Linked DNA regions of Homo sapiens: all the other regions are linked to region 1. A link is a contact called in ENCODE Hi-C or POLR2A ChIA-PET data. All regions are on one chromosome and are shown on one strand. The core of a region is the stretch at or near the end of the contact, and the rest is flanking DNA. Distances in the headings are between cores, read along the strand shown.

What was found. A loop is a pair of places that touch in the nucleus more often than their neighbours do. ChIA-PET counts read pairs that join two places held with the same protein, here RNA polymerase II (POLR2A). Pooled maps may share reads with other maps.
Region 2: a loop to region 1 is called in a pooled map, with 2.6 times the contacts of the local background. The contact joins the promoter of HAAO here to the enhancer-like site in region 1. A Hi-C loop is called at or near these places in 3 of 168 maps with a recorded cell type or tissue (CD4-positive, alpha-beta T cell, CD8-positive, alpha-beta T cell and PC-9), 1 of 37 single-sample maps with no recorded cell type and 3 of 50 pooled maps. POLR2A ChIA-PET finds 5 or more read pairs at or near these places in 1 of 52 experiments (GM12878).
Region 3: a map of naive thymus-derived CD4-positive, alpha-beta T cell shows a loop between it and region 1 (21-fold over the local background). The contact joins the promoter of KCNG3 here to the enhancer-like site in region 1. A Hi-C loop is called at or near these places in 6 of 168 maps with a recorded cell type or tissue (CD4-positive, alpha-beta T cell, CD8-positive, alpha-beta T cell, IMR-90 and 2 more) and 12 of 50 pooled maps. POLR2A ChIA-PET finds 5 or more read pairs at or near these places in 2 of 52 experiments (Caco-2 and H1).
Region 4: a map of dorsolateral prefrontal cortex shows a loop between it and region 1 (15-fold over the local background). The contact joins the promoter of COX7A2L here to the enhancer-like site in region 1. A Hi-C loop is called at or near these places in 18 of 168 maps with a recorded cell type or tissue (B cell, CD4-positive, alpha-beta T cell, CD4-positive, alpha-beta memory T cell and 10 more), 6 of 37 single-sample maps with no recorded cell type and 26 of 50 pooled maps. POLR2A ChIA-PET finds 5 or more read pairs at or near these places in 2 of 52 experiments (CD4-positive, alpha-beta memory T cell and activated naive CD4-positive, alpha-beta T cell).

What each region holds. Positions count from the first base shown.
Region 1 is chr2:41,837,019-41,844,354 of GRCh38, forward strand. No RefSeq gene overlaps it. Among named protein-coding and RNA genes, the nearest start is that of LINC01913, 37 kb to the right of the region's middle. Within about 2 kb of position 4,338, at least 19 of the 41 ENCODE cell types and tissues checked have a DNase peak (open chromatin) inside an H3K27ac peak, as active enhancers do; they include ascending aorta, dorsolateral prefrontal cortex, gastrocnemius medialis and 3 more, where a contact is called at or near this core.
Region 2 is chr2:42,787,286-42,794,621 of GRCh38, forward strand. HAAO (3-hydroxyanthranilate 3,4-dioxygenase) reads right to left here and starts at 5,298. Exons shown (of 10, transcript NM_012205.3): 1 at 5,172-5,298; 2 at 1,244-1,322. The coding sequence starts at 5,251. RefSeq lists silencers at 5,145-5,584, 5,765-5,864, 5,945-6,034.
Region 3 is chr2:42,490,708-42,498,043 of GRCh38, forward strand. KCNG3 (potassium voltage-gated channel modifier subfamily G member 3) reads right to left here and starts at 3,275. Exons shown (of 2, transcript NM_133329.6): 1 at 2,130-3,275. The coding sequence starts at 2,794. It also overlaps a transcript of MTA3 not described here. RefSeq lists enhancers at 1,462-2,219, 2,220-2,977, 4,302-4,596 and silencers at 3,058-3,147, 3,328-3,377, 3,468-3,547.
Region 4 is chr2:42,356,306-42,363,641 of GRCh38, forward strand. It overlaps COX7A2L (cytochrome c oxidase subunit 7A2 like), which reads right to left and starts at 4,912. Exons shown (of 3, transcript NM_004718.4): 1 at 4,785-4,912. The coding sequence starts at 4,856. RefSeq lists enhancers at 4,085-4,829, 4,603-4,922, 4,830-5,573, 4,943-5,002, 5,563-5,652 and 1 more and a silencer at 5,203-5,372.

The DNA of each region.
Region 1 (7,336 bases), core at 3,088-5,587:
GGAATGCTGGTGGTGGTGGTGGTGTTTCTAGGAAAATGAGCATGCTTCCTTGAGAATTAAAGTAAATTTCCCGCAAGGTATGGAGTTGGAAATTCTGGGCTCTGTCTCGGGTCCTGAAACCTTGGTCCAAGGTCACGAGGAGCTGTCCAAGGTCCCAATGTCTTAGACCAGTGCTTCTCCAAGTGTGGTTTGCAGATAACCTGCATTAAAATCAACTGAGGGCGTCCATTACACTGCAGATTCCTGAGCCATCCAAGAGCCATTGAATCAGAGACTTTGAAGGTAGGTCCCACAAATCTGCATTTTAAGGAGTGCCTCATGAGATTCTTCTGTCTGACACTAAGATAATGTCTACCAAATGTTGGTACCACTTTGTTAATGGCTGGAAGCCATTTAATCCCATTTAAATTCACTGATCATTATAAATGCACCTGCTACCTTTAATATCATCTATATTAACAATCATAATGAGTTGCTATGTTGCTGTAGAAGACACTCACCAACTGTCTTCCAGATGGTTTCTGTCACAATTTAGCATTAAACAAACACATAAATCCAAGCCCCATCAAATCTCAAGAAAAGCAAACTCTTTTGGAAATCAGCTTCCTTGATCTTTTAGCAAATCTTTCCTCCTCATCCACTTTAATAATGAAAATAATTACAATTACATGTAACCAATATTTACTGATTATTCACTCCATGCCTTCCATCAAACCCATCATAACAATAGTAGTAAATGCAATAAAAAACAATTAACAAGTACTTACTATATGCCCAGAAATGTTCAAAGTTCTTTATGTGATTGCATCATTTAATCTTTATAATACTGTACCTATGATACCAAGAAAGACAGGAAAATGTGTATTCTATATTACTTAAGCTATTGGTGCCACTTATAGGCTTTGTCATATAAATATTATGCTAAAGTTAATTCCCTAGTGTTCTTTTTTAAAGTATGAAAATGGGAAAGAAGTGAGTGCCCATTATTGATCGCCTGCTGTATTTCTGGCACTTTAACATGTTTTCTTCATTAAAACATCACCAACTATTTATGAATACATTTTATTATCCCCATTTTAACAGTTTATTGAAAGACTGATGTCATAAACTGCACATATTTAAAATGTGCAATTTAATAAGTTTAGATATATGTATATACCTGGGAAGCCATATTGCAATCAAGGTAATGAACATATCTATCAGCTCCCAAAGTTTTCCTCTCTCTCTTTGTAATCCTTCCTCCTGCCCCTCCACTTGCTCGTCCCCAGGCAACCACTGACCTGCTTTCTGACACTACAGATAAGTTTGCATTTTCTAGAACTTTATATAAACATAATCTCGGTATGTAATCTTTTTGTCTTGCATCTTATATCCAACATGATTATTTTAAGATTCATCTACGTTATTCTATTTATCAAAAGTTCACTCCTTTTTACTACTGTTATTCCAATTGTCCCCATTCTATAGATAAGCAAACTGTGAAAATAAGCAACTAGTTCTAAGATCACATAGTAAAGGACCAGATTCAAATTTAAATCTGCCCAACACAAAAGCCCCATATTTTCCCACTAAAAATTATGCCTGTCTTCATTTTTAACTGAGAAATAACTCTACATATATCTTCAGAATGGAAGAATGTGGCCTCCAAAGTAACCAGGCTATAGTAACCGCACCAAAATTATTGCTGGATGATTAATTGGAGAGGGTGTCAGCTGTCCTACCCACTTACCTCCACAGTATGTGCTCAGCAGTACCAGCCTTAAACTTTGGGCTTCAATTACAAGGTCATTCATCCAAAGAAGAACCCTGGAATCCTGGGGCTGCCAAGATACATGAGACCACTGTACACAGGGCCTAAGCTCTAGCTAGAGTCCTCTCCTATAGGCCAGAAGAGAAGGAAATGGGTGGGGCAGATGATGGGAGGTGGTCAAACGTATGGTACAGCAGGGAGGCATCCAAAGAACCATGAAGGTCCTCACTGAACTGGGTCACTTGTGTGACTTGAAGGATAGACTTTTAATTAAGGACAGAAGAGAAGATAAGAACTACAAAATGGAAAAGAAAGGAAAGGTAGACTAACCCTTGCCAAACTCCCAAACTGTTAATTTGGTGATCTTAGGCACTCATCACTCTTGAAATATAAAAACAGATCAGATTTCTCCATGATTCTCGCAACATACGTTTGAGGAGGAATTATTTGTGATACTATGAATAACAACAAATAACTAGCAGTTATAGAGTACTTATTACGCACTACACACAAGAATCATATTCTATTTTCATTTTACTACAAAGAAATCAGTTCTCAGAAAATATAAGTGACTTGTCCAAGATCACACAGCCAGAGAGTGAATTCGTTTTAGCCAGAATTCAAGTCTCCAAGTCTGTCCAGTAATCTTCCCATGACTCAGAAACACTCCAGACTTCCCTGCTCCCAACCAATCACCCAACCACCGCTACACACTTCACCATCATTGGTCCCAACCCAGGCTCACCCTAGAGTATATGCTGACTTATGTCCTTTGATTTCAAACCCCTGAAACCCTTGTCTTCATCAGTACATGTCCTTCTATGTACACTGCCCTCAGAATACTGTTGAACACTACAGCCAACTTAAAAGATACTCTAATAAACCAATTCTACTCCAATAAGTTAATCATTATAATGTTATGCTTTCGTCAGGTGCCAACGGGGCTTAAGAAAACAGTGCCTAAAAGAATAATGTAAACTGTGGGCAAGAGTGTGATATAGAGATTTTCCAAGTCCTATGTTCATACGTGTGAGTGTGATAGGTTTACAGACTAACTCCAGACAAAGCAAGCCACTATTCCTCTTTCAGAAGGGCCAACTCAGGCTGAAGTAGCCTATTGCCTGGGGGAGGAAGAAGGGAAATAATAATCATTATTCCCTTCCTCATAAATGATATGAATAATAGGGGCCAACATTTACTGATTGCTTTGTATTGGGTATTTTATCAGTACCACAATTAAACCACAATTCCATGAAGTAGGTGTTATTGTTAGTCTCATTTCCAGATGAGGAAACTGCGACAGGGAGGCTATGTAATCTCACCATGCTAGTGCTATGCAGGCTTGGGACTCAACAGGTATTCTTTCAAACGGCAAAATTCTCATTCTTTTTGTTTTTTTCTTTTTTTTTTTTTTTGAGACAAGGTCTCACTCTGTCACCCAGGCTATAGTGCTGTGGTGCAATCTCATCTCATTGCAGCCTCGACCTCCCAGGCTCAAGTGATCCTCCCACCTCAGCCACCCAAGTAGCTGGGACTACAGGCACACATCACACGTCTAGATAATTTTATTTTTTGTAGAGAGAGGGTCACACTATGTTTCCCAGGCTGCTCTCAAACTCTTGGACTCAAGCAATCCTCCTGCCTCAGCCTCACAAAATGCTGAGATTATAGGTGTGAGTCACGGCACTGACCCAGAATGCTCACTCTTAACCAGTGCACTGATCCCCACCAGTTATTGCTTATCGTGTACCTATTATGCGCATGGCACTGTGCGAACCTTAAACATATTAATTTCATTGAAACCTCATGGCAAGCCTTGGAGATAGGTATTATCATTATCCCCATCTGACAGATGAGGCTCAGGAAAGAAAGGAAACTGAGTTAATGTGGAGCTGGAACCGACGACACGCATTCTGACTAAGAGCTCTCTTATTCAGCACGACTGATTCCTATTCAAGTTTAGGTATTTCTCTTTCTACTTCATTTAGGTTAAAAGGCTTTCCTCTCCAGGAGCCTGGCAAGCCAAGCCCGCCCTCTGCGGGGCAACAGCACGAGGCATTACCCCTACAGACCACTTGGCGGCGCCGTCCGTCCTGAGTTGGAGAGAACGGTGGGCAAGTAGGGCTCCTTCCGCACGCTGCACGGTTCTTCTCCGGGCCCGCCCCCTTCCAGCAACAGCCAATCAGAAACTCGCTGACAGCGCTAGGCTCTCCACGGTAATGGCCGTGGATGATAATTGGCTAAGTCTCTTAAGGGACGTCTGGTTTCCGGGGACGCAGTGATAAGCGCAGAACGGGAGGTCTCTGAAGCAAGATGGGGCTCCAGACATAATCTTTACCTGAATAAGTCCCAACGCTGGGAGTGTCAGCCCGATCCTCCTACGGTGGAAAAGGCGGCAGCCAATTGCTACAGTCCCTTTAGGCTTTTCTCTCCCGCCAATCCTCACTCTGCCCTACGGGAGGGTTCTTGGCCGCTTCAGCTCGGTTTGCTGCTTACCAACCCCGCGGCCCAAGGGGAGCACGGCTCCCTGGCCCGATGCCCCCGGGGTATGCAGAAGGGCCCAGCCGGGACAGCAGCCACTGCATTTCTTTGGCTTGCGCTGCAGTCCGGATGGAGCTCGGTTCTGACCCAGAACATGAGATCGGGTTCTCATTAATTCAGCCCAGGGCCTTGCACACGCGCCCCGCCCCTGCTTGAAGTGGCTCACCCCGGACTTTCAGGATCTCACACGAAGTGCTTCGCTTTCCCCTGCAGGGATGGTACTCTCTGAGCGCCCTTGGAACTTTGTAAATAGCTGCATTGCAGCACTTCTCCATTGTTTTATTTCACGCATATTGGACTCAGGGTAGAGACCATATCTTAAACGTCTTTGCTTTGAGCAAGATATTTAAACTCTCTGTGCAGCATTTTTCTCAACTGTAAAGTGGGGATAGTAGTACCTCTTGCATAAAGTTGTGCGCACTAATACATGTAAAGCGCTTAGAAGACGGTCTTGCACACAGCAGATGATCAGAAAATGTTAGCCACTTGTTATTCCTACAATGCCTAGCACAAACACATCATAAATACTCTACAGTGCTTAGAATCAGTTTCATATATTTGTTCTTGGAGGTTTAAATCTCAGCTTTGTCAGAACTGCTCCAAGAAGGAAACGGTAAATATATATACACATGGCTGTAAATGTGTCCGAGTGCTTCAACATGCAGTGGCAGTTGAGAACAGCAGGGAGCCTGGGTTCAAGTTCTGACTGCAGCTGAACAGCCGAATGACCAATAGAAAATTAACTAAAACTTAACTCCTCAGCTGGGGAATGGAGATGATCATAATAATATCTACTTCATCGGGTTGTGGTGCTTGCATTCTTATCCCACTTTCACTTTGGGAGCTAGTACAAGAATGTAATGACACAGTATAGTATTTCTACCTTATATGTGTCTCCCACTTTAACTTTTGCAAAGCACATTCATATATTATCTCATTTAATACTCACAGCAACCCTGTGAAGCTCAGAGCACTTCCTGGTTGGAATCCTACAACATGTCCATGGTGAGCTGCAGCTCGGTTTCTTTGAGTGCAATTTCAATGTCAGTGCCATTGCTCTGCATCAGGACTGAACCAGTGACCACCTGGGTCTCAGATAAGCAGAAGGATTTGCATCCTAGATTTTCAAGCCAGTTGTTCTATTTTTTTTATTTCTGATTACAGCAGAAAGACGTAGTTACATTATCTTTTAAAATGTGAACAAAACAAAGTGCAAGGTCTGGTCGACCTTCACACACACTCCCCAGAGGCAGCCACTGTCATCCATTGAGTGTGGCATCTTCCTAACCTCCTGGGTATGGTTTCATGCATGTACCTGTGGCGGGGAGAAAGCTAGGTTTTTTTGTTGTTGTTCTTTTGCATAAACATGATTGTATTTTAAAATTTATTCTACAACTTGTTTTCTTCAATTAACAGTACATCTCAAAGATCTTTTTATGTCTGTATCCTTATTTCTTTTTAACTATTGCAGTCTTTTATACCTGAACTCATTTAACCATTCTCTTGTTGTTAATTCTAATTTTTAAAGCCAAGTTTTTCTTAATCCCCCTCAAGTCCCAATTTTGTTGTAGCTGGTTAGATTCTGAACAGCCTCTGGGCCTAAAGATTCAAGTCACCAGGAAATGAAATCCTTATGGTCAAGAGTTCCACCTAGCTCCATATTCTTCCCATACTACAAGCCCAAAGCCCTGGCAAGCTGTGAAACTGGAGTCCCTCCTCCCAAGAGGAAAGAGTGGGAAAGAGGATGCCCACATAGGGCCAAAATGGGCTGATGACGACTTTACTCCTCAGAACATTGCTCAGAGCTGAGGACATCTCTGTAACTTTAAAAGCCTCCTAATTCCCTCCAAGAATCTGCATGGCTGAGATCCCTTCTGAAGAGGTGAAGCTGGTGAAACTTTCTCTTCCTTGAGGCCCTGGTGACCCTCATGACTCAGTCCTTCCCCAGGCCCACCCCTCACTTCCAACACCCACAAGTATCTCCCAGGGTTGAAACCTCTACTTCAGAACGCAGACTTGGAATTGAATTGCAGGGAAATGGTGGGCACATCCTGTGGGTACTTGTGAAACACATGGACCTCAGATCCTCAGATAACCCTAAAAGAAATGATGTGGGCTGGCCACGGACTGGTCTAGGGACAGTGTCACTTCAGGCAAAATGAGAGGTAGAGAATCAGGGTAGAAATCAGCAGATTACAGGCACAATTCCACAAGGGAATGTGCTGACTTCGTGACCCTTAACTCCATGCCCTTTCTACCCAGCTCCAAAAGGAATTCACTTGCCTTTTCTCCAGCTACAACTAAAGAGTCTGTGGAAGGAGAAATAGGTAAAAGTCTCATCCCATGAATTTCAGACACATCTCTGGCGCACCCAGCATTTTGTACATTAGCCAAAAAGCACATATTCCTAGTTGAATACAATCACACACATATAACACAAATGGAGTCATGTTCACAATCAGGACACCAAACTGAATCTATGTTGAAGATGTTCTGTATTCTAACACCCAACAGAATAATGCACTGGAGCCATACCGGACAAACAACTTACAAAAATGGATCTCAGACTGGAAAATACATTTGAAAAAAATGCAATCTCACTAGTCATAAAAAAACATACAAAATTTTAAACCGGGATTTTATTTTTCACCTATAAAATTGTCATGTTACAAATTATAATATGCATTTCTTTTTTTTTTAAGAGGAAGTTTCGCTCTTGTTGCCCAGGCTGGAGTATGAATATGGCTTATGACATACTTAAGAATGACAAAAATTGCTCTGTCCTCTGTTGCTGGTGGTGGAATAAATTAGTTAAAGCCTTTTGGAAAAATAATTTGGCAATATGTATCCAAATCTCCTTAACCCAGCAATTTAATTTCTGAAAATCTAGTTAAATGAATAATTTCAAAGATTTTTGCATCAAGAAAACCTGGAAGCCAATATCCAACTTCAATATTCAAAAATAGGAAAATGGTTAAATGAATATCGACACTGTAAAGATGTGTAATAACATGGAAAATATGTATGATGGGGCATTGAATAAAG
Region 2 (7,336 bases), core at 4,048-6,547, 950 kb after region 1:
GGGAAGCAAAGACAGAGGGAGACAGGAGAGGCGGGTGCTGAGACCAGGGCCAACAGAGAAGGCAGAAGCCTCTGGAAGACTCCGCAGCCAGCTGTGCCTCCCATGCCATAGCCATGCCAGGTCTACCCACCTCCTCAGTATAGTTTTAGATTTTCCTATTGACTTTTTCCACCAAGGAAACGGTCTCCAGTGAGGTGTGTTTGTGAGAAGGGGGTGGCCAGGGGAGGTGCAGGGCCCCTGGAGCGTGAGAGGTGAGGAGTTGGCTGGTTCTGCTGGCCCAGGGCCCATCGTTCCTCCACACAGCCTTGGGTGTCCCAGTGCACACATGAGGTGCTCAGCAAATATTTATTGAACAAGTGATTCTCCCATGCTCACCACAGTCCCTGGCTGTGGCCTGGATGCCCTCAGTGGGGACAGAGGCTGTTGATCAAGCTGGACTCTGGATCCTGAACCCCCAGAATGAGGCTCCCTGAGAGGATGGGGAGCCCCTCTACTGATCCTTTTCCACCAGAGGAGATTCTGTGTCTCTCCTTAAGGGGACACACCTTTCTCTTTAAATTTTGCTTTTGTTTATTTATTTTGGGGTAGGTAGTAGAGAAGCACAGTCCAAACTTCAAGGTGCAAAAGGTGATTCAAGGCAAATTCCCCCTCCCACCTGCCCCAGCCACAAGCCACGAATGGGTTTTGCAGCCTCTAGTTAAGGAAGGGCCACCCTGCCCCAACTCCTCCTTCAGCTCCAGGCACCTCCCTACCATGCCTACCCCTCAGCCACTAGCTCCTCCTCCCTCAGCCCCTCGAACTCCCTCTGCCACCCACTCAGCCCAGCCCTCACCCACGGTGTTTTTGCACTTTGCCCCCGTCTGCGGGGGAGGATCTCATTTTGGAGACCAATTGAATCTGTCAAGTTTGTGGGGAGGGGACCAGGACGTCCCCCTTCACATGGCCAGCCCCTATATCCAGGGGGAGGATGCCCCATGGCTAAAACCTCTCACCCGCAGGGCATGGGTTGTTTCCTGGGGCTCCCCCAGCAGAGGTGCTAGCTGTGGAGGCGTCACTGCCTGACCACCAGCTTGGAGGCAGCAGTCGTGCCCTGTGATTTCAGCTGTGCCCCCTCCACTCATCAGCCACATGTCCACCCCTCTCCAGTCCATCATCTCTGGGCCTCGAGTGGGAAGCGCCCCCTCCCGCTAGGGCCAGGCTCCTTGCCCGCAGGCCTAGATCCAGGGAGACCAGTCAAACCTACCTCTTCACCCTCTTCGATGTGATAGTCCTTCCTGGTGTTGGGGCCTCCGATGAACATGACTTTGAGCTGCTCCTGGTGCCTGCAATGCGCAAAGTGGGGGAGACGTTCTAAACCATCTCCTAGGAGTGAAGAGAGCACGGGTCCCGTGGGGGCCAGGAGGGAGCCTGAGGGCCCCTGGGAGAGGAGCAGGGCTGTTTTGGCCTCACTGTCCCTGTTCCCCAACTCTCATCCCCGGTTCATGCCTGCGTGCATCTAAGTGTCTATGTGTCTGGGATCGTGTCTGTGTGTCTGTCTGTCATTGTTTGTGTGTCCCCCCACATCGTCTGACCCAACAAGGGAAATGATGTGGTGGTGAATCTATGGCTTCATCAACCAGGATCACAGGATCAAGATCTCGAATTACAGGAGAGTAGCAAATTGAAGACCCCTTCCCAGGATGGGGCAGTGTAGGGGCAAAACGACCTTGACCTGCCACTCACCCATGCTGTCTGACTATAGGACCCTGCACTCTCCCCTGGCTGGAGGCATGGCTCAGTGGATGCAGGAGACCGTGACATCTAGCAGGGGCCTCAGGCGGTGTCAAGTCAGTGTGGCATGTGTTTATAAGCACAGGCCCTGGGGCATGTTACTAACCTTATCTGTAAAATAGAGGAACAGTTCTTACCTCACAGAGTTTAAACAGAATACATGAATTAATATTTGGAAGCTCTCAGAATGGTGCCTAGCATATAGTAAGCACTATTTAAGTATTTGATAAAATAAATAAACCCGGCCGGGCGTGGTGGCTCATGCCTGTAATCCCAGCACTTTGAGAGGCAGAGGCGGATGTATTGCTTGAGGCCACTAGCCTGGCCAACATGGTGAAACCCTGTCTCTACTAAAAATACAAAAATTAGCCAGGCCTGGTGGTGGGCACCTGTAATCCCAGCTACCTGGGAGGCTGAAGCACGAGAATCGCTTGAACCTGAGAGGTGAGGTTGCAGTGAGCTGAGATTGCGCTACTGCACTCCAGCCTGGGTAACAGGGGGAGACTCTGTCTTAAATAAATAAATAAATAAATAAACTCAATACAACCCTCTCATTTTACAGCCGATTTAGCCAGCCAAGAGAGGGTCACAAAGCCAGGGAATGACTGAACCTGAGCCAGGTCTCAGGCTCCTTGACTCCCACGCTGGCGTTGGGTCTGTGGGGCATCTAGTCAGCTGTTTGGAACAAAAGGGTTCCCAAACTCCTCAGTCTTTCTGCTGTTGGTGTGGTGTTACCTTTTTATGCAAAAAATACCTCAGCACCTCCTGAGAACAGCCTGCCCCATCCCCACAGCAGGGTCCCCTTTCAGGGTGCAGACACTGGGGTGAATAAGCAGCAGAATGTGTCTGTGTAGGGCTTCAGGGTGTTCTCAGGTGGCCCTGCCACAGAGGGCAGGGGCAAGGGCTTTCCTCTGGGAAGGGGAGGCGCTGGGTCTGGGACCATTTGTACACACAGGGCACAGCAGCCTAGAGGCTGCCTGCATGGATGACGATGGTGTGGATGGCAGGGGAGGGGCTATGGGGGAGGTCTGAGCCCCCAAACTAGACTGGCAGGTCCTTTCTGAGTGTCCTGTCCTGTGGGCTGCTTTCCAGCCCAGCTGGGAGGCATGGAGGCAAGACGGAAGAGCCAGTCTCTTTCCTTTTCCTTCCCTTTTGGGAGGCTGGGCCCAATAAACCGGAAACACACGTGTGGACCTGATGTTTGGAAAGGTGGATGAGGTTGCAGGGCAGGAGAAGGCTGTCATGAACAGTCCATGCTTAAAGAACTTAAAGCTGCATAGAGCTTCAAGGAGGGGAGGGAAGCCGCAAGGAACTTGACTGGGGAAGAGTGTGCACAGGAGAGCTGGGTGCAGAGGCTCTGAGATTAGAAGCACTGGGGGTGAGCTTGGGGAACGATTGAGAAGGCTGGTCCAGGAGGGTGGACCAGCCATGGAGTCTGGTCTTGGCCTAAGGGGTGCTGGGGAACCTGGAAAGTTTGTTTTTTTTTTTTTTTTTTCAGATAGAGTCTTGCTTGCCACCCAGGCTGGAATGCAGTGGCACAACTTCGGCTCAGTGCAGCCTCCACCTCCCGGGTTCAAGCAATTCTCCTGCCTCGGCCTCCTGAGTAGCTGGGACTACAGGCGCGTGCCACCACGCCCAGGTAATTTTTGTATTTTTAGCAGAGACGGGGTTTCACCATGTTGGCCAGTCTGGTCTTGAACTCCTGACCCCAAATGATCCACCCACCTCAGCCTCCCAAAGTGCTGGGATTACAGGCATGAGCCACTGCGCCCGGCTTGAAAGTTGTTTTTTAAAATCAACTTCACTGAGATGTAATTTAGGTACATACAGACAATTCTTAAACAACTCCACTCAAGAATTCTTTCAACCCATCAGTCAGAATGCATAAACCAGACCTGCCCCTCCTCTGCCCAGAACTCTTCAGCAGCTTCTCACCTTGCTTGCTTCAGCAGCTTCTCACCTTGCTGAATAGTAACCCCTCCTGTAAAATTTATATGTTGAAGTCCTAACGCCCAGTACTGCAGAATGTGACCTTATTTGGAATAGGGTCCTTGAGATGTAGTTAGGTTAGGATGAGGTCATCCTGGAGTAGGGTGAGCCCCTGATCCAATATGTCTGGTGTTCTTTTAAAAGAGGGAAATTTGGACACAGACACACACACAAGGAGACTGCCTTGTGAAGACGAAGGTGGAGGTGGGCGTGGTACAGCAGAAGCAAGAATACCAATGATGCCAGCAAACCACCAAATGCTAGGGAGAGGCCCGGGCAGATGGACGCGAGACCTCAGGGGGAGCGAAGGGAGGACTGAGAAGGAGCGACTGCAGATGGGGATGAAGTGTTGGAAGGAGGCAAAGATGATGCTACATCTTTAATTGGGGGTGGGCAACAACAGTGATAGAAGAGATCTTTGGGGAGATATTGACTGTTGGCCATGTGGTATTGCATGGTAACCAAGAGTGTGCGTGGACTCTGGAGTCGAACTGCTCCGTGGGTTGAGTCTGGAGCCTATCGCACAGGCGCTCCGTGACACTAGAAAAGTTACTTATGAAAATCCCCCCTCACGGTGCTACTGTGAGAATGAGATGAGATGATGTAAAAACACTTGGCATAGTCCTGGGCCTGCTGTTTGCCTTGAGGTGCCACCCTACTGACCATGTCCTGTGGACACAGCAAAAATGGGGAATGTAAACCTTGATCTAGCTGGCATGTGGGGCCCCGCCATGGAACTGGGGGGATGAGGGAGGTGACCATACCACAGGGGAGGGCCTGAGAGGTCTGCCTGAGAAAGATGGCAGCTGGATGGCCAACCCTGTTGGGTGCTGCAGGCAGAGGCTACTGGCAGAGGTGGCCTAGGGAGGGTCTGGTGTGGTGTGTGTGTGTGTGTGTTCGTGCACACCTGCATAGAGGGGCCCTGAAAAAAGCAAGACATCAAGATCTTCCCAAAGGAGCGGATTCTCTGCCTCCCCCTTTGCCTGTGGCTTCTGGGACAGGGTTGGGGTGTATGATTTGGCTGCCCCCAGGCCTACATTCTAGTGCATTTCTGCCTTGAAAACCACCCTCCCCACACTTTTGAGTTTTCCCAAAATGCACAGTGTCACTTGGGGTTGGAGAATTGTTTCTCAGCCCTGGAAGGAGAGGTGCACCCTGTCATGTCATCTCCTACAGCCTGAGAACCAGCTCAGCCTTCTTCAGAAGTCAAGGCCACAGTCACAAGAAAGAGGAACAGACCGATGTGGTGGAACCGGAACAGCCTGTCTCCATCTTCCCCCAAGAACCAAGAGATTAAAGCGGTCCTTCTGCAAGCTTCTGGGTCCAGGAACTCGGAGCTGGAAGGTGAGGGCGCAGATGGAGGAGGGGGAGGAGGCGAGGGCAGGGGGCGGCCATGGGGGTGCTGGACTCACATGAGCTTGTTGCAGACCGGGGGCTGGAAGGAGCCCCGGTTCTCCTTCACCCAGGCCCTCACTCCCAGGCGGCGCTCCATGACTGTCCCGGGCGCCTCCTCGCAGCGCTGTCCTCCCGCCGTCGGAGGCCCGCAGCTCCGCCCAGCCGCCTTTTTAACCAGAATCCCAAGCTCACGAGGCGGAGCAAACCCCCGCGACCCCGTGGTGGGGGCTTGGGGCCCGCGGACTTTGCCCCCTGGTGGACTTTGGTCTGAGCCCGCCGCCCTCCGCGCCACTCCAGGCCCTGGCGAGCGCGGCGGCGGCAGCGCTGGGGAACGGCGTCCCGCGCCCTCTGCTTCTCCGCGGGGCAGGGGCTCGGTCCCCGCCACCGTCTCCGGGGCGCCCCACACACTGGCGCCTGCGGTGGGGCCTGCTCCCGGCGGAGGACAAAGAATCCAGACCCTTCCTGGACGCTTGTCCCCAGACGTTCCTTCCCTCTACGCCCCGAGGGGAATCCCAGGGAAGGTTCCCAGAAATACTACAGTGAGGAGATCGCGGGTTGGAAGTCCCAGCACCTGAGAACACGGTGCTGGCGCTGGGCTCAAGATTTGGCTTTCCCATCTGGAAAAGGGGAATGACTGCCCCGCCACTCAGGGCTGCGGCGCTCACCCAGCGGGAAGCCGCACGGCGGTCCCCGCAGGTCCCGATTCAAGGTGAGCCCCAGACCTGCTGCGTGCGGCCGGCAGACTCCGCCGCGGGCTCGGCGAGGGGAGCGGTGCAGGCGCCGAGCTGCGGAGCCCGGGCTCAGGGCAGGACCGCGAGCCCTCCCCACCTGAGGCCCAGCCGAGCGGCCGCTGTCCGCGCAGTGTCGCAGTGGACCCCGAGCCCCGTGCTGAACTCCTTAGGCGTCTTAGGAACATACTCAGTTCGCACGCAGCTATGGGAGGAATTTGGCAGATGTGGACACCGGCCTCAGTGTCCTAGCCCTCGGGAATCTCGGGGTGTTAATGATGACAGCCCCGTGTGAGAGACTCTAACAGTTATCCTGGGGGTGAGGGGCTGGGGCGCTGGGCCTGGGCGTGCATGTGTGAGGAAAGAGAAATCTGCGCGGGTGTGGAAGATGGAGAAGCCTGTCTTTCTGCAGGACTCAGAACTTTCTTAGGAAGTTTGGAGGGAGTGGGAGCTGACGGGTAGGGGAGGAGGAAAATGGCTCAGGCCCCTGACACCGGAATCCAGACTATAGAGTTTAAGAAACTAAACGCCTCTAAATCCTGCCCTCACAGCCCGCCTGGCCTGGGCTGGTTTTCTCAGCATTCCAGACATAAAGACTCCTCTAGTACAACTCAAAATCAAAACCCAGACGACAGGAAGCCGAATTCCCCACTGAGACCCTCCCGTTTCCTCTCTGACGCTCTTTTTTTTTTTTTCATTTTTCTCTCTCCTTTTTTTTAGTTATTTATCTAGCACAGTTTTAGCTGAGCACTTCTAGTGCAAAACTAGAATATCGTTTTGCACCCAAGTAACTCACACCACCTTCTTTATTTTTCTCATCTACAAGTAATCAGAGGAGACGTAAACAATGACACATGAAGCACTGAGGATCTGAGATGTGTTAAGTTTGCTTTGAGTGTTAGTTAAATGGAGGGATGGGTGAGTGGGTGGATGAAGGCATCAATGAATTCACACAAAAAGGAGAAAAAATTGATTTCAGCCCAACAGATGTTCCGTTACCATAGTGCAAAGGAAAGAATGATAGGTACTCTGTATTTTAACTGATGTGATCAAATAATGTGAATAATTAAGGCCACAAGTAGAATTTTGGGGGTCTGAAATATCCCGAGTAACCCTCTACACAAGCTAAATGACTGCTATGTTATCACTATCAAATATGCCCTCTGATTTGTGCTGTGTAGAGCAAATACCACGTCTGGTCTACTGAATTGGCAAGCCTCCTGGCTCAGGCACCACTGGACTCCAATGTTCAGAAAACGGACAGTTGCTATGTTGTGAGTATTCTGGCATTGTTGAGTTGGAACCATCTGGAATCCTTCTGGATACTGACTGTTGGGCCCCTTGTAGTTTCTGGAATTTACCCGCTTCTAGGAGCCACCTCTCTCCTCTGCACACAGGAGCTCATCTGCACTAAAGGATTAGAAGCAAATAGAATCTACCCCACGATCCAAGCT
Region 3 (7,336 bases), core at 2,025-4,524, 650 kb after region 1:
GGCAGGTTGTCATCAAACTGTAAAGAGCCTTGAAGGCCAAGAAAGAAGTTTTGGCTTTATTTGGCAGATGCAAAATATGGTCAAATAATGAGAATGATGTTTTAGAAAGACTAATTTCAGCAACCACAAGCAAGCAGGGTTTTAACGACTATACTTAAAGTGACAGGTTAAGGGCCCTCTCTGTTGAAGGGCAGAGGGGAGCTTCCTCTGTAATGAGCAGCATCCTCATTCGGCCATCCTGCAGTTTATCTGTTTGGGATTGCAGATATTGGTTTTCATATACCTACACTCAGACAGTGAAGCTAAAACTGGGCCATTAAGCTAAGAAAAACATGCTTTTGCCTGAAATATCTAAGTATCTAGGAAACAGCTCTGACTTGAATAATTATACACATACATAAAATACATATACACAAATAAGCATTACTTTTCTCCCTTCACTTCTTTTGCAGTCTCCCTCTTTTCCATCTCTGTCTTCCCTTTTTTGTTTCTTGTGTTTCTCTCCCTAAAATTACTATGCATTTCTCTCATTTCTTTACAAATGCTTTACATTAATGATCTCCATATGGCCCTTTCCCTCTCCCAAAACACCCTCCCTCCCCCTAAGATTATATTTGAGGTATTTTACTGGTTTTGCTCATATACTGGTTCAGTCAACTCCCTCATTATCTGCACTAATAATAATTCAATTCTCCTGTTTCCTTTGCTAATGTAGCTCAAACCTTCACTAACCTTAGAATTCTACAGTTACTGGAGAATCAAAATTCCAAGTCCATTTTCCTAAAGCCCTCCTTAAAAAAAAAAGGCATTTATGTATTTAGGTAAATAAATTAATTTCATTGTATTGTTGGAGAACCAAATAAGTAACTCTTATCTGTAAATTCAAAACTGTTAGAACCTAATTCACTAAACAAAATGAGTTTCCTAATGAATTTCCTTTCAAAGCATGTATCTTCGATTTCAAGCCAAGAAGAAATAATAGACTCCGTGGCACTAGACAATTTTATTTACTTCTTAGATTTATATAAAAATCCTTACTCCCTACAGGAAGAATATTATGTAGAAGTAATCCACTGCAATAGCAAGGCCGCCGTTCCGAACATGTACATGCCTATCAGTAAAACATGACAGGGCACAACCTTAAATTTAAAAAATGAATGGAAGGAGGATCTTAAGACAGTGTCAAACAGATAAACTATAATATGCAGTTTGGGTTTTGTGCCCCAAAAGGCTGTCTTCTTTGAAAGTCCATCCTTAGTCTGCTTATTCCTCCCACTGAATATGCTCACTTGTACTAAAAACAGGAAAGTGCTATCACCACTTCAAGGTAAGACAGTCTAAGAAAAGACTGCAATATTTTCCCATTCATCCTAGTAAAGTAGAAAAAAAAATTTACCCAAATACTGTTTTCTGGATTTAGGACAGTTTAGATTTTTCTTTGTTCTCAAGGTAATGGTTTTTTCCCTTCCCATATCATAGACCCTCTGAAAGTCGCAGTGTGAATCTTTGCTACCAAACGGTGGACAAGAGGTTTGCTAACTCCATACTTTGTAGGAAAAGGGGGAAGAAAAGGGCACAGACATCCATTATTTAGAGTCTATCGATAAATTAACCTGCTTTATAATATAACGATTCCATTACAGCACATAGTATGCCGGGGGCAGAGTGTATAGAATGTGTGGAGAGTGCACATTTCACCATAACAAGAATCCATCTTTCCAAACACTACCAAAAATTGGCAAATAATTCAAACTGCGCTTAGTTCAAGGCTTAATTGTTGAACCCTAACAATAAAAGTTCAGAAAAATGTAATTAGCAGGTTGCTCTCTGCGCAAAAGTAAACTACAAAGAGGGGACATTTGTCTATCTCTACACGCCCCTCCCCATGCCTGAGGATTTCGCCCTCAAGAGGTGCGTCTAGTGTAAGGGCCAGACCCCGCTGGTGCCCCGGACAACGGGGTAGGAGTGGGGACCGACCGGTCCCGTAGTTGGCCGCGCCTGGGCCTCGCTGGGCGCGCACCCCGCTGGCTCGGTCGCCCGGAGGCGGACAGGACGGAGACGGGACGTATGGACGGGACGGACAGACGCGACAGGACGGACGGGACGGGTAGAGAAGCAGTGCGTCCTACCCGGAGGGCTCCCTCCCAGGGCCGGCGGAGTACCTGCTCCGGTCATCCAGGCTGCGGTTGTCGGCGGCTGCGTTGCGCCAGTCGGGCAACGTGCTGGCGCACAGCACCACCATGGACACGATCACGAACACCACCGACACGCTAGCCAGGATCTGCGCGGCCAGCGACGACGTGGGCTCCTCGAAGGTCCGCCGCATGCGCTCCAGCCAGCGCCTGGAGGGAGCCGCCTCGGCCCCGCCGGGGCGCGCCTCGTCGCGGCCCAGCACGCCCGGCTCGTCGGCCGAGTAGAAGGTGTAGGTGTCGGACATGCGGTCGTCGAGGCGGCGCTGGCAGCAGTACTCGAGGTGCGCGCCCTCCAGGCCCCAGTAGATCATCTCGTTGTAGAAGGAGAGCTCGCACATCCGCGGCGCGAAGCGCAGCTTGCCGTGGCCGCGCACGTAGAGCAGGATGAAGCCGAAGGCCTCCGAGTGCCGGTCGAAGAAGTACTCGTTGCGCTCGCGGTCGTAGTCGTCGCACACCTCGAGCACGTCGCGCTCGGAGCGGCAGCCGTGCAGCCGGCTCACGCGGCGCAGCGGGAAGTCCTTCAGCAGCTCCCGGGACAGCGAATACCGGGCGCCGCCCACGTTCAGCACCACCGAGGCCGCCCCGCTGCGCCCGAAGGTCATGGCTGGCCGCCCGGGGGACTTTCGGCCCGAGGGCCCCGCTGCAGCCCCCCACCCCAAGCCGCCACGCGGGGCCTGCCTGCCCGTGGCTGACGGGGGAGCGCGCCGTCGGGGCCCGCGCTCCCTCGGGGCTCCGCTCCTGCCCTCCGCTGGCCCGGGGGTCCCTGGGCTCGAGTATCTCCGGCGCTGCTAGTAGCGCGCCCTCCGCCCGGCGGTACCTGCGGGTGGCCGGGGAGTCCTCGCCGGCGCCAGCGCTGAGCCCCACCGGCTGGGAACGCGGCTGTGTCCGCGCCGCCGACCCTCGCGCCCGAGGGCTGCGCACACCGAGGCCGCGGTGCCCTCTCCCAAGCCGCGGGGCCGACCCCCTGAGGGCTGCGGGCGCCGAATGGAGCCGCCGGGGCGGAATAGCTCCCCGTCTCCGGCGCTCCCTGCGGCCGCGAATCCGGCGGCCGCCCCGCCGCCGTCCAGAGGCGAGAGGCAAAGTGAGCGGGTTCGGAGGCGGCGAAGAGCCGGCTCGCGGCGGCGGGGGCGGGGCCTCTGTGCAGTCCTCCTCCTCGCCCGCCGGCTCCGCGCGCGCCGCTCACCTCCCTCCGCGCCGCCCTCCGCTTCCCGCCCGCGCCCGCACCTCCCCGGCTTGCTCGGGCTGGGATTCCCGGGCGCCCCGCCCTGGACCTCGGGCTCCCCGCCTCGTGACGCCGTCCTCCCCCTCCGCTCCGGCCCGTAGTGGCGGGGAGGGGTCCGCAGGGCGGGGGAGCGGGGAGCCCAGCGCCGGGATGCCTGCTCCCGCGTCCTGCCCTGGGCCATCGGGATGAATTGGGCAGTCCCCAGGGCCCCTTTTAACAGCCCTGGTTCAAAGCCCAGTGTGGACTCGGGTGCGGGGACAGACGGCGTTTGGAGAGCTTTTTCCAGAAACTGTCCGGAGCCCAGCTCGGGTTCTGACATCGCCCCTAAGGATTTCTCAGGGAAGGCATCCCAGCCACGGCTTTTCCTGCCGACTTTGCTCTTCCTACCGCCGCGCGGGGCGACCCACGTACCGCGTGCTCAGAGGGCGGCTACACGCCCCATCCCCCAGCCTCGGTGCCGCCTGCCAGCCCGCGGAGGGAAGCGGTCCCCGACCCGGCCCCGGCCCCCACGTTCTGGGGCGCGAGTCCTGAGAAGGCGCCTAACGTGTAGCGCGCCTGGACCCTCTCGAGATGCTGCCCTTAGAGTGGGATGAAAGTCTGGGGAGGAACGCCTTGTCACCGGCAAAAACAGCCTTTCTCTTGGTCTTCGTCTGCATCCTCCTTTTCAAAATATCTTGATTTCCCCCGCGCACCCCTGACCCGGCTGCAGCACCGGCCCTCCGAGCGGGAAGAGCCCCGTGAAGGCTCCGCAGAGCGATCTACCCCGCGCTCTTGTCCGTGCCCAGAAAGCGGGTTCCACTTGGCAGGGATTATTTTAAACTGCTACCAGCAATTCATTCACCTGACACCCGACACCGGCAGCCCAGCCCGCCGGAGGCGAGACAGGTGAGTTGTAAGGCGAACCGTGTTAGATGCAAAACAAATACTAGAAGAAAAAAATAAGGGTGGGGTAGGGTGAGATGCGGTCATCTGACCACAGGGTAACCTGGCTGGTTAAAGGGAAGAGTTTTTCATTGCCCTCTACTTTTCGTAATTTTGTAGGATTGTCCGGTGCCCGCTAGAGGTCGCCAAACGGAGTCCTTTTGCGCTGGTTCTTAAGTGGATTCCTAGTGAAAAGGCAGACAACTGAAAATGTGAGTGCTGTCTTTTAAGTAAAATCACTCTCGGTGGCTTCTTAAAGAATGAAAATCTCTGTGAGTTGTTTATCCCCAGACTTGGATAATTTATCTTAAGAGCACTAAATGTGATTAAAAGCTCAAAAACAGGAGTTATTTGCTACTTTAGTATCTACTAAATAGTTTGCTATTCAGTATCTATTTTGCTATTTAGTGTCTACTGGGTAGATACTGCTACTTTGCTGTTTAGTATCTACTAAGTAGATATTAAACAAGAAAAATATCTGTAAGAAAGTGAGTTTCAAGACAGAATTGGAGGTGCTGATGGCCATGAGTTGGCACAGAGAAAGGGCAAAACATTCCTAGTAGCAAAATCTCGAATGTGGAGGTTTAAAGTCTGTGAAGAAGTATAATGCACTTGCCCACTGAAACAATGGGGATCTCAACTGCAGCATTTAAATTGGATCCCATAAGCAATGGAATCCCTGGAGGTTTCCATAGCAGAAATGGCTTGATGAAAGCTTTATTTCAGGAAGATGCCTTTGCACTTTGGGTCATTCTAAGGAGAAGGTCATTTCGCAACCCAGGAATGGGATCCCCAACCCCGTGTCTGTGAAGATGAAGAAGGGTCTGTTCTGAGAAACGCTGAGACCAAGAACTTTGCAGGTCTTGAAGATGGATTTGTTGTAGGACGTGAGGATGGGGAAAAGTTTGCAGATGTGAGCCAGAGATGAGCCTGGCTTGATACCAAGAGCCAATTCATCAGGAAGCCGTTAAAAAATACTTTCTAGAAGCATCACAAGCAATAGAAGACAGAACTATAGTGCCGATTGTTTGCTCTAACATTATTGTAGGGTTTATTTCCTGTGTTCTCTCCGTAGAATCCTTCTACTGTCTGTTGATTGAACCAGTTGAAGAAATATCTCATTTTAAATTACATTTGAGCTTAGAAAACAAATTAATTTGATGACAATACAATGTGTGCCTCCTAGGTATATTTTCATGCGATTTCTTAGAGAGATAGGCTTAAATCATTTCATTTGTTTCAAGAGTAATATTTTTATTTGATTTTAATATCATCAACCACTGCTGCAGCAGCAATACCCAAATCGTTTTCTTAAACAAAGAAAACAGTGATGCAGAAATGATAGGCTTGTCTCAATATAATCTGGTTTAGAGAGCATTCTTAAAGCCAATTCTATTCTTTGTACTTTGAGAAGATAATGTTGAGAAGTATTACATCCAGATTCTCTCCTAGACTCGGGATGGTATTTAGGGTCTTCATATCTAAATCTTTAGAATGCATTACAATTTAAAGGTAGAATTTTAGAGTTTGAAAGAACCTAGAGGTTTTCTAGTTTCAGAACCTAGGAAAAAAAAAAAAAAAAAAAAGCAAATTACTCCCATTTTTTCCTCCCCTCCGAAGTTACAAAGCTTCAGAGATGTGGCTGTAACTAGCCCGAGCATTCCCAGCAGCAGCATCCTGGCAGAGGCTAGAATCAGGTTTTCTCATGTCAAACTCTGCTCACTCTGTTTCCAGGGCCTGGATTGCTGCCACAACCTTCTACCTCATCTCTTTGCACTCCAGTTCTTTCCTATCTCTATGAATTCTGAATAAGGCCACCACAGAGCTCTTCCTTCCATCCATTTTCATCAGGGCATTCCCAAATTCAAAAACCTGAAAGGTGGCTGGGTGTGGTGGCTCACGCCTGTAATCTCAGCACTTTGGAAGGCCGAGGCAGGCAGATCACCCAAGTTCAGGAGTTCGAGACCAGCTTGGCCAACATGGTGAAACCCGTTTCTACTAAAAATTCAAAAAATTAGCCAGGCATGGTGGTGCACACCTGTAATCCCAGCTACTGGGGAGGCTGAGGCAGGAGAATCGCTTGAACCTGGGAGGCAGAGGTTGCAGTGAGCTGAGATTGTGCCATTGGACTCCAGCCTGGGCTACAAGAGCAAAACTCCTCTTGAAACTAGAGGTTTTCAAAAAAAAACAAAACAAACAAAACCTAAAAGGAGTATATAAAAGTAGATAATTAGAAATTGTCCATACAATAAAGTCCAAATTGGCCAGGCGCGGTGGCTCATGCCTGTAATCCCAGCACTTTGGGAGGCCGAGGCAGGTGGATCATGAGGTCAGGAGTTCGAGAGCAGCCTGGCCAAGATGGTGAAACCCCGTCCCTACTAAAAATACAAAAATTAGCTGGGCGTGGTGGTGCGCCCCTGTAATCCCAGCTACTCAGGAAGCTGAGGCACGAGAATCGCTTGAACCCGGGAGGCAGAAGTTGCAGTGAGCCGAGATCGCTCCACTGCCCTTGAGCCTGGGTGATGGAGCGAGACTCCATCTCAAAAAAAAAAAAAAAGTCCAGATTGTCTATAGGGCTCTCTCTAGGCTCAAACCCTGGCTGTATAACTCATTTGCTAAGCCACCTGGAGCCAGTTCCTTAAACCTCATTGATCTTCAGTTTTTCTCCTCCGTAGAATGAAGATAATAATACCTACATCCAAAGGGGTAATGAAAAGATCACAAGCTGATGTGAAGGTGGTATATAGCTCAGTGCATGACACTAGAAACATCTCACTTCATGTATGCTTCCTTTAGCCCAAATCAGCCATGCTCATTTCTCATTCCTGGGTTCTAAATAAACACAGATTGGATAAGTGAATTGATTTGTCTAAACATGTGACCAACAACAGAGTAACCTGAAACAAAAAATTCAGTAAAAAGTTGTGACCCTTTTACTGCTGACTCTGGCTTGAACACAGATTCCTCCATCACTTTGCATTGCATAACTGGATGTGTTCGA
Region 4 (7,336 bases), core at 3,662-6,161, 520 kb after region 1:
TATTTTTCTCCACAGCACTTATCACCACCTAACATACTATGTTTTACTTTGCTTACTGTGTCTCCCCCCACTATAATGGAAGCTCCACAAGCACAGGATTTTGGCACATCTTGTTCACTGCTCCTATATTCCAAGACTTAGAAAAGCAACCGGCAGAGTAAGCGCATTCAGTAAATATAGGCAGAATGTTCAAATAAACTAAAGAAGGCTATAGCTTCACAGTGTAGGTTTGAGTATCTCAGAAACAAAGTCTGATCAACTGGCATTTGATGGCAGGGCATCCACAATTCCCATAGCAATAAGAAAACAACTGAAAGCTGTTCTTATAAAAAGTGGACAGGCTGGGCGTAATGGCTCATGCCTGTGGTCCCACCACTTTGGGAGGCTGAGGTGGGAGAATCACTTGACTCAGGAGTTTGAGATCATCCTGGGCAACGTAGTGAGACCTTGTTTCTACAAAATATCAAAAAATTAGCCAGGTACAGTGGTGCACACCTGTGGTCCCAGCTACTTAGGAGGCTGAGGTGGGAAGATGACTTGAGCCCAGGCGGTCGAGGCTGTAGTGAGCTGTGATCACGCCACTGTACTCCAGCCTGGGCGACAGAGACTCTGTCTCAAAATAAAATTAAAAATAAGTGGCCCATAGATCAAGAAAAATCACATACTTTACTTTTTAATACTGAATCTCTTAGCTGCTTAAATAAGCCCCACCTCCAAAATTAATTACGAGCCATTCAACCTTAACCACGTTTAGTAATTAAGTTCTTCCTAGTTTATTTCAATTGCTCCAAATTTTTAAAGAGAAAAGTAAACATGATTTTCCCTCTAAAAGTTGGTTGTAACATTTTCCTTTTCTTCTACCTCTTAGGTTTGGGGAAGAGGGTGGAGAGAAAAGAGGATCCCCATAATTTTAATTTTTAAATGATAGAAATGTATGAACTTTTCCACTGTGATTTAGGACTGGAGACCAGTTTCAATCTGCAGTGACTCAATTCATTTGGCTTTTTGTTTTGTTTTGTTTATAGATAGATCTTACACTGTCACCCACGCTGGAGTGCAACGCATTGATCACAGCTCACTGCAGCCTCAATCTCCTAGGCTCAAGTGATCCTTCCGCGTCAGCCTCCTGAGTAGCTAGGACTACAAGTACGCTTCACCATACCCAGCTAATTTTTCTTATTTTTTTTTTAGAGACGGGGTCTCACTTTGCTGCCCAGGCTGGTCTCAAACTCCTGGCCTCAAGCAATTCTCCTGCCCTGGCCTCCGGAAACACTGGGATTACCAGTGTGAGCCACCGCACCTGACCTCTATTTATTTCTAACGGTAAGCTAGACATCACCACCTACCTCCATGTCCTTCTGACACCTCACACTCATCATGTCCAAAATTCACTCCTAAGCCCATTCAGGAACACCCTGTCACTGTGAAAAGCACCAATTCACCAATCATGCTGAAGCCCTCCCTCCTCATCCCCAACATCTGTCTCATCTGAAAGGACAAACTACCACAACTCTGCATCAAGTTGCTCTGCAACTTCCTACTAGTGCCTCACAAAATTAAGTCCTTACATACTAGGCCCTTCATGATTTACCTCCATCCTCCACAGTCAAACTTACCTACCCAATGCTTCTCCTCCAGACCCCCTCCCTTCCTTCACTCTCACAGTTCCCTTTACCTAGAATACCATTCTGCCATCTTAATTGGGAGAGGAATTCCTAGATCACACAGTAAAATTACGTTTCCTTTTTTAACAAACTGCCAAACTGTTTTCCAAAGTGGCTGCGTCATTTTACCATTTCCACCACAAATGTAACATGTTTCGTTTCTCTACATCCTCACCAATACTTGTTATCATCTGTCTTTTTGATTCTAGGCATTCTGGTGGATACTAAATGGTACCTCATTGTGGTTGTGATTTGCTCTAATAACTGAAAATGTTAAACATCTTCATGTGCTTATTGGCCTCAATTTATTTTTGACGCAATTCAGAGAAAGGTAAGGAAGATGCCTTTCAACCAATGGAAAATGCCATCCCACCAACTGCTTGCTGTCAAGCTGACTTACAAATCTCTACCTGTGCAATTGTTACAGAACCACCTTTTCCATATTATGTTATTTAGTGCATGGCAAATTATTCACTTTACTTACTACTACAAATTACAAACATCTTCATCGTATGTTTCCAGGAAAGGAAAAAGCTGAAGTACTCCTAATTACCAAAGTCAGAGCACCTAGTTGGGAGGGCACCTGTCACAATCACTCAGAAATTTACAATTCATATAAAGCCTACACAGTATCACTTCTTTTCAACATAGTTTAAGAAATCTTTAAGTAACTAAGAAGTTCAAATTCTCAAGAGAAACACGATTCACGAGGAGAGGTACTAGAAATCTGAAAGCCCTATCTATATCAAACTCATCGCAAGGTAATCTCTGCTGAGCGCCCATTTTATTACAATATGCCAGTTTTTAGTCGAAAAATTTACTTTTTTCTTACTAAGCAACAAAACCTAGATTATGCTGAAGATATATTAAAAGAACATAAACCAAGTGTGGTGGTACACATCTGTAACCCCAGCCACTCAGGGGGCTGAGGTGACAGGACTGCCTGAGCCGGGGAGTTCGAGATCAGGCTGTGCAACACAGCAAGAACCTGTCTCAAAAAATATTTTAAAAAAATAAATAAAAGAACATCTACTACCACCAACAGAATAAACTGTGATATATTTATAAAATGAAATCCCACAGAAGAATAAGAGGATAAAAGGAATTAACTACTGATACGTACAACACGGACTAACCTCAAAAATATTTTTTGAGCAGCCAGACACGGCGGCTCACATCTGTAATTCCAACATTTTCAGAGGCAAAAGCAGGACGATTACTTGAGCTCAGGAGTGAGTCTACAGTGAACTGTGACTGTGCCATTGCACTCCAGCCTGGGTCAGAGCTGGTTCCATTTACATGAAGTTCAAAAAAAGGCAAAACTATCTATTTATGATGATAAAAGTCAGAATAAGAAGGTGGCAGGGATTGACAGAGGGTACAAGGGAACTTCCTGGGATGATGTAACATCTTGCATATTGAGGGAGGTGTGGTTATACAGTACATGGGTTTGTCCAAACTCATCAAACTGTAACATTTAATATCCATACACTGGAGAATACATTTCATAGAAGCAGATGATAGAAATGGCCATTTTCTCACATAATCTGTAAAAGAAGTGCAACACTGCTGACTATTCCTTCCTTACAAGTCATTACCAATTCGGTTTCAGTGAGACCACACTGGTTTCCCTTCTCATCCGGACTATTCTTTAAACACATTCTCCTTCTCCACCCTTCCCTCATGTTTCTATACTCTAACTATAATCCAACCTTTCTTCCCTACAAATTACCACCTATGGGCTGAAGACACCCAAGTTTATTAAACTCCATATTCAAAAATCTAGCTGCTACCAAGCATGACATATCACAAACTCAACATTTATAAACCCTAAACTCTTCCTTCCCGTTCCCACCGCAACTCCCCCACTAACCCCCGAAAAAAAAAAAAAAAACTTGCCCTTCTTATCTGAGATTAGAATCATCTGTTTTTGTTTTTAGAGACAGGGTCTCACTATGTTGCCCCAGGCTGATCTCAAACTCCTGGGCTCAAGCGACCCTCGGCCTCGGCCTTCCAAAGTGCTGTGATTTACAGGCGTGAGCCACGGTACCAGACCTGAAATCTTTCTTAAACATCTGCCTCTTGGGCAAGCTGCAGTGTCCCACAGAAAAAGGAAATGAAGCAACAGTAATGGAGTATCCTTTACACCTCATCTGGGCCCCTCACTACTGCAGTCTAACTGCGTATCTCACCGACACTTCCCACACTTCTCTAGAGGATTAGGAGGGAATATACTATCTCAGACAGCTTCTGGTGAACAGTTAACACTTATCCAGAACCAACCACCTGCCCAAACTGCTAGTCACTTGACACACTTCATTTAATGTGTACTAACGCCGCCCTGGATGAAACTGAGCTCACAATAAATTAAATAACTTGGCCAAGGTCACACAATTAAAGCGGAAAACGCCATGATTTGAAAAGGCACGTCTGGGGCTCTAAAATCCCTCATGTTTACCCCCAACACATGCTGGAGAGTCAAACTCCAATTGGTAGAATCTGCGTGAAATGGAATACTTTTCAGACAACCCAAACAACGAGCATCTGTCAAATATTTTACAATCGGGAAAGTGTAACCTCGCTGCATGCAACTTCCCTCCCTGGACGTGTTAAGTAACCTGTTAAATTTCCCAACCCAGATCATAGCCCCCCAACCCCCTGCACCATGGTTTCTCTAAACGCCTTTATAGCCCCGCGCTCTCTAATCTCGAGCTCAAGTGAGGCTGCCTATGGGGCTCTGGCAGATGACAAACGACAAGGAGGCCGAAAGCCAGATGTCTTCGAATTGAGGGAGAAGGCCGGACCTCTGACTCGGGTCACACTGGGGACCCCCACAAACCATCCCTTTTAGACAAGTGACCCCGGGGGTCACCTTGACCCCTGCAGTGAGCCAGACCAAACTTCCACGCCAGGCCAGCCCCCGCCAGGTGAGCAGGTACACAAAAAGAAGCCTCAGTGACCACCGTACGCTGGTGTGGAGAGGCCCCGGGAGGTGCAAGGAGAACAGAGACGAACTCGACCGCGGGCAGAAGCCTCCCCTGGCTCCAACGCCGCGACTGCCTGTCGCCGAGGCTAGGGCCGCCACTTCTCATGTCCGAGCTGGCCAGGCGCCACTCGTACCTGCGGGCTATAGGCCTCCGAAGCCCATGCTCCTGCCAACTTCTGCGTGAAGCCACTAAACTTGTAGTACATGACGCCCAGAGTCCGGCTTCCCGCATCCGCTGCCAACGCGACCGCCCCAGAGAAGGACCCCGCCTCCCCGGCTGTGGTCCCGAGACTCAGCGCAAGGACCCGGTGCTGGGACTAGGGCTGCCCGAAGATCGCCTAACTTAAAACCTGCACACTTAAGCCGCATTGGGGAACCAAAAGCCAGGGTTCTCAGGACCACGAAAGGCAAAACCAGCTCTAAGAGAGCACGCAAAGTCGCTGTGGCGGAGTCTGTAGGAAATATGAAGTTCCCTCTTTCCCCCATTCAGATTTGGGCAGTGCCACGACAACTCAAGAAATGCGCAAGCGCTCCACGGACTAAGCCCGGCGGACTAAGCCCGGCAGTGTCGGAGTCAGGTGGAGCATGCTTTAGGAGGGGCGGGCTCCAGGCGGGGCCTGGGGGGGAGAGGGCGGTGATTGGTGGGCGTGGTCTGGGTAGGGGCGGGGCTACATCGAAGCCGGTTGGGAATTCCACCATCCGAGAGAGTCTGTGCTGCGGAGCCACCGTCTGGTCGTCGGGTTGAAGGCGTCTCTTGCTTTACCGAACTTTAACTGATCGTAGTCTCATTTATTTCCTTCCGACCTAGAGCACCTCTTATCCAGAAGCCACCACCTGCTGTTGCTCAGTCTGCCCAGGAGTATAGACTTGTCGGCCAAGCTTCCCCTGGCAACCTGGGAGTTGAAGCAAATAAGAAAATTTGGAAGCACCTGCTGAAGGCTGTTTAGTACCCAGGGCTGTTGGGAGATTTGCCCCAATAATATAAAAGTAGCCTCCTGGGCTTTGTGCAGAGGAAATACACATGCAGAGTGATCTAAAGCTCAGGTACCAGGATGTAAATGTCACACGGTTTCTCAGAACTGGTTTTTATTCTCACCTGAGTTTTAAGGTCATTGATTATTCATCCTTTTCCTGGCCTCTGCTCTTTGCGATAAATGAGGTAGGGGGAGGGTGATCAGAAACACTTGTAAAATCTGGACCTTGAGCCTGAAAGATCTGGAACTACCACTTTCAGTTCTGGTAGTATTCGCTTCAGTTCAATTTAAATATGTCTGTTAAGCCTGTGCTGTGTGCAAGGTACTGTGTAAAAGGAGTATACTAGTTTCTTACTCTCCAGGGATGGACTCAGGCTTTTCTTAGCTTCATCATCTAACCATAGGTTTACACAAGCATATTCTAGATGCACTTATGAAATCATGTTGCAAATTGATGGATGATACTAACCTATATATAGCATTGCCCTAAACTCATTTAATCTTCACAACAATCCTATAAGGTAAATGCTATTATCATCTCCATTTTAGAATACAGGAAAATGACGCCTGGAGAAGCTAAGTAACTTGCTCAGGTCAGGGATAAGTGGCAGAGCTAGGCATTTGGCTCAAGACTTCCTACTGTTAAGCACTATGTTACAAATAAATAGATATGAAGCCATTCTGAAAAGAGGAGGATCAAGGCTGAGCATTCCAGGGTGAGGGTGTACACCAGCATCCTGGTTGCAGGCTTACGTTCAAGAGCCCCAAGTATTCAGCACCGCCAATATGTTGTAAAGGTTTCAGCGAATTCATGTAAGCCAGCCCAAAGTTGCCACTTTTACAAAGAGACACTGTGATATAATGGAAAGAACATGCAATTTGGGTTTATGTCCATATTTCTCCAAGGATAAGTGGTTTGGGACTAGTGATTTCCTTTTTTTTTTTTTTTTTTTTAAATTCTTTTTGAAACAGGGTCTCACTCTGTCCCAGGCTGGAGTACAGTGGTGTGATCTCGGCTCATTGCAGCCTTGACTTCCCAGGCTGAGGTGATTCTCCTACCTCAGTCTCCCGGGTAGCTGGAACCACAGATGCGCGCCACCACGCCTGGCTAATTTTTTGTATTTTTAGTAGAGATGGGGTTTCACCATGTTTCCCAGGCTAGTCTCAAACTCCTGGGCTCAAGTGATCTGCCAAACTCAAGACTCCCAAAATGCTGGGATTACAGGCATGAGCCACCGTGCCAGGCCCACCCCATGTTTTGATACTGAATAGATTCAGGAAGATTTTTCTACGACAAAAAGTTCGACTACCTCAAAAGAAAATGATCCATTGACATTAGCCTTCTTGAGTCCCAGGCGCTAGCAAATATTGAGTGAAAGAAAAAGCCTTTCATAGAGTTTAGATTGAAAAGAGAAATTAAATGATTTGGGACAGCTACTGTCTCCATCCCACTGACTTCTGGACATATTTTGGAAGAAGAAACGAAAGAATATTCTCTAACTTTTAGCAGCACTAAGGTGTACCAGCTTCTTTTATAAGGTGCCTGTCAACACTGGTTATTTTCTTAAAGTTCCTGCCATCTGATTTTAGATCCTGCAAGACATAAATTAAGAATCCTGAAAATGTTACAACAGCCAGGCTGTTCAGTGGGAGATAAAATGTCAGTAGCAGAGTGTGGGTTGGGATGTCACATGGAATGGCTGATCATGGGA